2 separate regions of the Homo sapiens genome follow, and region 1 is linked to region 2. A link is an interaction called in ENCODE POLR2A ChIA-PET data of the cell type or tissue named here. Cell type or tissue: HCT116. All regions are shown on one strand. Each heading gives the region's core, and the rest is flanking DNA. Links, peaks and the distances in the headings are about the cores only. Region 1 has its middle 22 kb from the start of TIAM1. Region 2 overlaps LOC107985488 (a long non-coding RNA gene).

Region 1 (4,246 bases), core at 247-4,246, 220 kb before region 2:
TATAGGAATTGTTAATAAGAGTTCTGTACTCTCTATTAACAAATCTTGGAACAGCTGACACCATGATGGCCAGGGACCATGGATGGACGGATGGATGGATGGGTGGATGGATGGATGGCTGCATGGATTGATTGATGGATGGATGGACGAATGGACAGACTGAGTAAAGAATGGTGGCAGTTACAGCTGAGTGGGTGTGTGTTGATGGGGGAGGAAGGACAGAGGACAGGCCAACCACACCATAATTGTTGAGTAATGGCACAGTCCAGAGTGGGCAAAGTTTTTCTTTAAAGAATCAGATAAATATTTCAATCTTTGCGAGCCATATACTCTCTATTGAGCTCTGCCCTTGTTATGTAAAAGCAACCAAAGACAGTAAGTAAATGAAAATGACTTTGTTCCAATAAAACTTTATTCATGAATGCTGAAATCTGAATTTCATGATTTTTACATGACACCAATTATTCTTCTTTTCCCCCCAGCCGCTTAAAAATGTAAAAGACATTTTTAGTTCAAGGATCTTACAAGAATCAGTGGAATTTGGCCCTCAGGCCAGAATTCAACGACCCCAGATCTAGTCTCCAAACACGCCAGTCACTCAGGATAGTGATCAGGAAAGAAGATCTCCCCAGCAGATCCTGGGAAGAGATCTAACACAACGCACATTTTCTATTCTGTGCTCTGTATATACTTCTCCTTCTGTCTTTATTGCATAATTCTCCATGGATGTGCTGATGTTTCCGTCTTGTCCAATGGGATATAGGAAGCACCTGCTGGCAGGGTCTGTGTCTCACTTATTTCTTTCTTTTTTTTTTTTTTTTTTTGAGAGGGAGTCTCGCTCTGTCGCCCAGGCTGGAGTGCAGGGGCATGATCTCGGCTCACTGCAAGCTCTGCCTCCCGGGTTCACGCCATTCTCCTGCCTCAGCCTCCCAAGTAGCTGGGACTACAGGCACCCGCCACCACGCCTGGCTAATTTTTTGTATTTTTTAGTAGAGATGGGGTTTCACACCATGTTAGCCAGGATGGTCTCGATCTCCTGACCTCGTGATCCACCTGCCTCGGCCTCCCAAAGTGCGGGATTACAGGCGTGAGCCACTGTGCCCAGCCTGTGTCACATATTTCTAAATCTTCAGCACTTGGCATAGTACCTGGAACATAACAGGTGCTTGAGAGATATTCCCTGAATCAAACCATATTCCCCAACAACTGCAAGATTTCACTGTCAAAGTATGACATAAGGCCGGGCACGGAGGCTTATGCCTGTAATCCCGGCACTTTGGAAGGCTCAGGCAGGTGGATCACGAAGTCAAGAGATTGAGACCATCCTGGCCAACATGGTGAAACCCCGTCTGTACTAAAATATACAAAAATTAGCTGCACCTATAGTCCCAGCTACTCAGGAGGCTGAGGCAGGAGAATCACTTAACCCGGGAGGTGGAGGTTGCAGTGAGCCGAGGTAGCTCCACTGCACTCCAGCCTGGAGACAGAGCAAGACTCTGTCTCAAAAAAAAAAAAAAAAAAAAAAAAGTGTGACTTGAAAGGCAATCCACCTTGATACCAGGCATCCCCTATCTGATGTCACAGCCATGAATACTATGCCCTTGGCCCTTGGGATGGTTGACAGAGGTCATAGGAAGTAAACCGTACTCATAACCTTGAAGCTGGATTTCACCCTTTGCCAAAAGCAACTCTTAGTTTGTCACATTGTAAAAGGCAGGAAACCAGTTACCTTATTCTTGCCATGACCACACAGATGTTACTTAACTTACGCATGTCCCAAATGGAAAGAAACATATCCATCCGTTAGCAGAGAATGAAAAACATGTCACCCTTTGGCTCCTCAGTTTGGGAATTGATGGGCAATGAACACACTCCTGGTTCCTTTTCTTTCCCATCCATCTCTCCCTCCAGGCCATCCATCAGGAGAAAGCTCAATGTCATCTTCATGGTGAGCACTATGTAGCCATATCCTACAGGCTTTCTTTGCAATACTTAAGTTTCCAAGGAAGGCAGAGACTATTAAAAAGAGGATGCTCAGGGGCTTTCTTTTTTCAGACAGAGTCTTGCTCTGTCACCCAGGCTGGAGTGCAGTGGTGCCATCTTGGCTCACTGCAACCTCCACATCCCAGGTTCAAGCGATTCTCCTGCCTCAACCTCCCGAGTAGCTGGGAATTACAGGCATGTGCCATCATGCCTGGCCAATTTTTCTATTTTTAACGGAGACGGGGTTTCGCCATGTTGGCCAGGCTGGTCTTGAACTCTTAACCTCATGTGATCCACCCGCCTCAGCCTACCAAAGTGCTGGGATTATAGGCGTGAGTCACCATGCCCAGCCTCTTTTTAACACTTTACTGGAAATCTTGACTAGAAGTATGCCAGGGTCAAATCTGTATACAAAGGGAATACAAAGAACCACAGGAGAATCTGTAAGGAAATGACTCATGAGTATTCAGATTTGGATGGGTCCCAGAAAATAGCTCCAGAAACATAATTGCAATCCCAGGCAGGAAGCCAGGCAGGCAGGTAAGCAGGCAAGAAGTAAGGAGAGAAGGAAGGAGGGAGGGAGGGAGGGAGAGAGGAAAGGAGGAAGTGAAGAAGAGAAGAAGGGCACAAACAGAGCAACTCACCTGGTTCATCCTCAACCCCCACCTGCCCCAGCAGTCTTTCAGTTGCAAGCCCTATGAACAGCAAAGGGGACACAGAGCTGGAAGAACGCCACTATTGCCTTTCTCTAGGTAGGTCTGTCAGTAACTCTTTGCTTGATTTGCACCAAGACTTAGTTTCCCAGTCAACAGAATGGGACTAGAAGTACCCAGACCAACAGGCCGAAATAACCTCATTCTGTACATTTTTGAAATTCACTAGTTATCCATTTTAAATGGCATTTGGATTCTTTTTTTCTTTGTGAAGAAGTCTCCATAGCAACTGAACTTGAATACCTTGGTATTCAACCCAAACTTACCTACCTAATAAGTTTGGCAAGAATGTTTTTATTCTTTTCTTACCAAAGGCCACATTTAAGAGGATCCAGAAATTCTGACAGGCCTCATGCATTCTATCTGAGACCAAAGAGCAGACAACCAAGAGACCTGTTTATCAGCAAAAGCAGCAACATTCCGTTTCTTCGCCATTTGGGTAACTCTGTCCTTTATCAATTACAGTCCTTGACAGACTCATTCCTATTCGTTACCTATTTGTTCTTGTGTGTTGGTATTATATTTTCCACATCCTCATGGGCCACTAAATTATAATATTTTAACTTCAAATGACGTCTAACTTGGAATCACGTAATCAATATTACTTTACTGAGTGTTTATCTTCCCTAAACTGCTTCATGGACCACAAAAGAAGACCTAAAAAACAACATCTGATGCTCAGTTTCAATGGATCAATGAGCTGAACCCAAAAATAGCCACTCTAGAATATTCATGAGAGGCCTCTCAGTATAACTGGAAACTTCATACCAAGTTTCACTTTCAAAGAATTCATTTTAAAACATGTTCTCTGATTTTAAACTCAGTTATTTATATGATATTAAAGAGACTTTAACCAACTTGATGGCAAACCTAACAAAAGATGTCTACCAATTATTTTAACTTCATCAAAGGTTTTAAGGGAAACTATTTAAGACATATTAACAACTTCCTATTTTGTTCCATAGGCCCCATTCTTAAAAGGCTCCTCAGGGCTTTAATATTCCATAATATTAAAAGGGCTTTAATATTCCATAATAATTTATTTTACGCTTTCTTAATAACCTTTTCTCAAACTCCAGGTGAATCATTTCTGCAATTTGTTACTGTTTGTAGCTCAACAAATTATTCATTTGAGCTGGCTGAGCCACACGCATAACATTTTTAATTAGAGTGCCACAGTTGACTTCAAATCCAAAATATCCCAATCCAAAATTATTCTGTAGGCTTCGGATTTGCTGCCAGGAGTCTAAAAAGCTAAAAATAGCGACCAAACTTTCACATCACAAGGCAGAAAAAAGCATTTCAAGAAAGCGTACAGGCTTCAAATAGATGCGTGAACAGATCCCAAAAGGCAGGCATAGGCTGACAAGACTTCAGATTTGACCGTCCCCAGTATACTTATATTTGTAAGAAGAAAAGGACGGGAGAAAAACTCAGTAAAACAGCAGCTCATAATGATAAGCTACATAGAGTAGCAGCAGGGGGAAATATGGCAAAACTGGTAAAATACAAGCGTCTAGACTCTCTTTAGTATAAAACTAAAGATATTA
Region 2 (4,528 bases), core at 236-4,235:
AAAGCTGATCCAAGCAAGAGAAGAAAAATCCCCCCGTCCTTTGCTCAGGCCACATCTATGTCATTAGCATGACTTGAGTGTCAGGAAGGAAAGCCAGATAGACTCCAGTCAGGTGAGCGGTGGCCCTGCTGGATGGAGAGACCATGAAAAGAATACAAAATTCAGCCAGGGCCTGAAAAGGTGAATGAAGACAGCAGCAACCTTAATGCAGAATCTCAGCCACCAAAATCAGGTGCTAAAATTAAAAGGGGTTGAGAAAGAATCACACAGGAATGTGAAAGAGTTGATGGGATGGAAGTGCCAGATGGCAGGACATTAAGGTATCTTAAAAGAGCTAAAAGAAAGGCAATCAAGGCCGGGCATGGTGGCTCACGCCTGTAATCCCAGCACTTTGGGAGGCCGAGGTGGGTGGATCACCTGAGGTCAGGAGTTCAAGACCAGCCTGGCCAACATGGTGAAACCCCATCTCTACTAAAAATACAAAAATTAGCTGGGGGTGGTGGCAGGCGACTGTCATCCCAGCTACTCAGGAGGCTGAGGCAGGAGAATTGCTTGAACCCAGGAGGCGGAGGTTGCAGTGAGCTGAGATTGCGCCATTGCACTCCAGCATGGGACTCTGTCTCAGAAAAAAAAAAAGAGAGAAATAGACTTTCTGAAGAGAAGAGAGAAATAGACTTTCTGAAGAGTTCATCTGAAGAGCTATCCTGCAGGTGACAATGTGGTGAGGCTGTGATGATAATGTCCCATGAGGACCATGGAAGAAAATGAGCTTGCTGAGCTGGGGAAGAGATGGAGGTGAGATCTTCAAATCTGGGGAAGACATGTTCAAATGTGTGAAGGGCTGTAACATCAGAAGGACTTCCAAATAAACATGGCAGATTGAACACATATATACATATACATATATATCTATACGTAGATAGAGAAATGGAATATGTTGATAAATAATATTGGTCTTTTAAGAGATTTCAGTATTGGAAGTTTGATTTATTAGATTTTGAAGAGTTGTTTAAGCACCTGGGGAGGTTTTGCTTTTTAAGTTGGAAAATCAAGCCTAACAACTCTGTAGTAGACATAAAGTATAATGATCAAAGACCGTGGGAGACAAGGCAACAGCAGACAGGATGTATCAACAAAATGTCTGAAAATGGTAAGTTCTGACTGGGTGCAGTGGTGCACGCTTATAATCCCAGCACTTTGGGAGGCCAAGGTGGGAGGATCACTTGAGCTCAAGAGTTCAAGACCAGCCTGGGCAGTATGGCAAAACCCCATCTCTCAAAAAAAAAAAAAAAAAAAAAAAAAAAAGCCAGATATGGTGGTGCATGCCTGTGGTCCCAGCTACTTGGGAGGCTGAAGTGGGAGCATTGCGTCACCCTGGGAGGTCTCAGTGAGCCAAGATCACACCACTGCACTCCAGTATGGGCAACAGAGGAAGACCCTGTCAAAAAAAAAAAAAAAAGTAAAGTAAAGAAAAGAAAAGCAACAAGGAAGGGGAAGCGAAGGGGAGGGGAAGGGGAGGGGAAGAGGAGGGAAGGGGAGGGAAGGGAAGGTTAGGTTCTGATGGTGAAGGGAAGGTTCTGATGGTTACTTCACCAAGCAAGAGAAGCTCTGGTTGCTGAAGAAGTTCCTACAGAGGGGGATCCTGCTATGGTCTGAATGTTTGTTTCCCTCCCAAATTCATATGTTGAAATCCTAACCCCATGGTGATGGCATTATTTAATAGAAGGTGGGGGCCAGGCGTGGTGACTCACGCCTGCAATCCCAGCACTTTGGGAGGTCTAGGAGGGCGGATCACAAGGTCAGGAGATCAAGACCATCCTGGCTAACATGGTGAAACCCCGTCTCTACTAAAAATACAAAAAATTAGCCGGGCATGGTGGTGGGTGCCTGTAGTCCCAACTACTTGGGAGGCTGAGGCAGGAGAATGGTGGGAACCTGGGAAGCGGAGCTTGCAGTGAGCCAAGATGGGGCCACAGCACTCCAGCCTGGGCGACAGAGCGAGACTCCGTCTCAAAAAATAAATAAATAAAATAAAAGAGAAAAAATAGAAGGTGGGGCCTTTTGGGAGAAGTAGTCAGAATCAAAATGGACTCACTAATGTTAAAAAAAAAACTAAACAAACAAACCAACAAACAAAACCCCTGGCACATAGAGCCGGGGAAGACCATGAAGAGAGGATTCTCTTGCTTATACGCCTAGTAACAAAACTATCACAAAGACTGCAAAACTCACAACCTAGCACAATGGCCATGATAACCTCACACAAAAGAATACTTTTGTGACTGGGCACGGTGGCTCACCTGTAATCTCAGCATTTTGGGAGGCCAAGGCAGGAAGGATTGCTTGAGCCCAGGAGTTTGAGACCAGCCTGGGCAACATAGGGTGACTCCGTCTCTACAAAAAACACAAAAACAAAAAACTTTTGCAAGGACATCTACTCAGCAACTACGTCCAACCTTGTACTGGCATCACCTTTGTTACTGATCTTTGCAGCCAAGAATAATTATTTCAAAACAATTATGTAATCTTCTTCACTTTTTCCTTTAAAAACCTTTGTTTTCTTTTACCTCCCTGAATACGTACCTAGTTTACTATGGCATGCATATGCCCATTGTAATGCTCTTTTCCCAAGTAAACATCATTTTCTTTTGGAGAGCCTCTGTTTATTTAGGTTGACAGTCATAAGAGTGGGGCCCTTATGAATGGGACTAGTGCCCTATAAAACTGATTTATGGGCCAGGCATGGTGGCTCACGCCTGTAATCTCAGCACTTTGGGAGGCCGAGGCGGGTGGATTACCTGAGGTCAGGAGTTCAACATAGTGAAACCCCCAACATAGTGAAACCCCCATCTCTACTAAAAATACAAAAATTAGCCGGGCGTGGTGGCATACCCTTGTAATCCCAGCTACTCGGGAGGCTGAGGCAGGAGAATTGCTTGAGCCCACGAGGCAGAGGTTGCAGTGAGCCGAGATCGTGACACTGCACTCCAGCCTGGCCGACAGAGCGAGACTCAGTCTCAAAAAAAAAAAACCAAAAACTGATTTATGGTAACAGAAATATGAATGGGCTGGGCATGGTGGCTCATGACTGTAATGCCAACATTTTAGGAGTCCAAAGTGGGAGCATCACTAGTGCCCAGGAGTCTGAGATCAGCGTGGGCGACATCCCTATAAAAATAAAAATAAAACATCTCTACAACATCTCTACAAAAATAAAAATAAAAAATTGGCCAGGGGTGGTGGTGCATGCCTGTAATCCCAGCTAGTTGAGAGGCAGAGGTGGGAAGATTGCACCAGGAGGTTGAGGCCACAGTGAGTCTTGATCACACCACTGCATTCCAGCTTGGGCAGCAGAACGAGAGCGTGACACACACACATACACACACACACACACACACAGAAGTCAGAATGATGGTTGGCCTTGGGGATGGAGGTGATTGCTGGATGAAAAGGCACAGCATGCAGTGGGGGAGCTTCTAGGATGATGGCAATGTCCTAAAATTTGATTTGGTCAGCAGTTACACAAGTGTGGACATATGTAAACGTAGCAAACTAGACATTTAATATTAGCGCACTCTATGTAAGTTACAGCGCAACAAAAAAGCAATTAAAACTCTTGCGTGTGGGGAAAGATGACCCAGGATACAGAAAACCTAGGCTGCAACTCAAGAAGTCCTGGGGGGTAGTTATTGTGCAGACAGCCTGAGGAGCAACCATTCTGCCCCCCCTCCCCCCACAGCAGGAGGATGGGGCGAGAAAAACTAGGTACCAATAATAAAGCAGGTGTAGTTGGCCATATGGAAAATAGTGTTCAGATGAGTTTTGTAATTCAGTTGGAGAATTTGGCAAGAATTAGTAATGGCAGCTTAACCCACATCCAAACTAGTATCCTCAATTTTCTATATCTTCTCTGCCACATTTGGCAGAAGAAAAAGAGAGATACTTAGAAAAGATATAGAAAACTGAGGGTACTAGTTTGGATACAGGTTAAACTGCTATTAAAAAACAGACTGGGGCCAGGCACGGTGGCTCATGCCTGTAATCCCAGCACTTTGGGAGGCCGAGGCAGACAGATCACTTGAGGTCAGAAGTTTGAGACCAGCCTGACCAACATGGTGACACCTTGTCTCTACTAAAAATGCAAAAATTCCTGTAATCCCAGCACTTTGGGAGGCCAAGGGGTGGGGGGCGGGGGGGAGGGGGGGGGTGGATCACGAGGTCAAGAGTTCGAGACCATCCTGGCCAACATGGTAAAACTCCGTCTCTACTAGAAATACAAAAAATTAGCTGGGCATGATGGTGCATGCCTGTAGTCCTAGCTACTCCGGAGGCTGAAGCAGGAGATCGCTGGAACCCAAGAGGCTAAGGTTGCAGTGAGTAGAGATAGTGCCATTGCACTCCAGCCGGGAGAGAGAGCAAGACTCCATCTCAAAAAAAAAAAAGCAAAAATTAACCAGGCGCAGTGGTATGCACCTGTAGTCCCAGCTACTCAGGAAGCTGAGGAAGGAGAATCACTTGAACCCGGGAG

The links. ChIA-PET counts read pairs that join two places held together with the same protein. Peaks named below come from ENCODE experiments on the same cell type or tissue, not always from the same donor. Only the 100,000 strongest peaks of a DNase experiment are listed, where the experiment ranks them.
Region 1: POLR2A ChIA-PET joins it to region 2 with 5 read pairs; 2 of 35 experiments call an interaction of 5 or more read pairs at or near these places.

What each region holds. Positions count from the first base shown.
Region 1 is chr21:31,364,583-31,368,828 of GRCh38, forward strand. It overlaps a transcript of TIAM1 not described here. Among named protein-coding and RNA genes, the nearest start is that of TIAM1, 22 kb to the left of the region's middle. RefSeq lists an enhancer at 1,847-3,046. In HCT116, for the core only: no CTCF peak of the experiment used is centred there; a DNase peak (open chromatin) is centred at 2,419; H3K4me3 peaks cover 518 bases; H3K27ac peaks cover 2,910 bases.
Region 2 is chr21:31,586,654-31,591,181 of GRCh38, forward strand. LOC107985488 (a long non-coding RNA gene) reads right to left here. Exons shown (of 3, transcript XR_001755005.1): 3 at 2,356-2,394. Among named protein-coding and RNA genes, the nearest start is that of TIAM1-AS1, 30 kb to the left of the region's middle. In HCT116, for the core only: no CTCF peak of the experiment used is centred there; no DNase peak of the experiment used is centred there.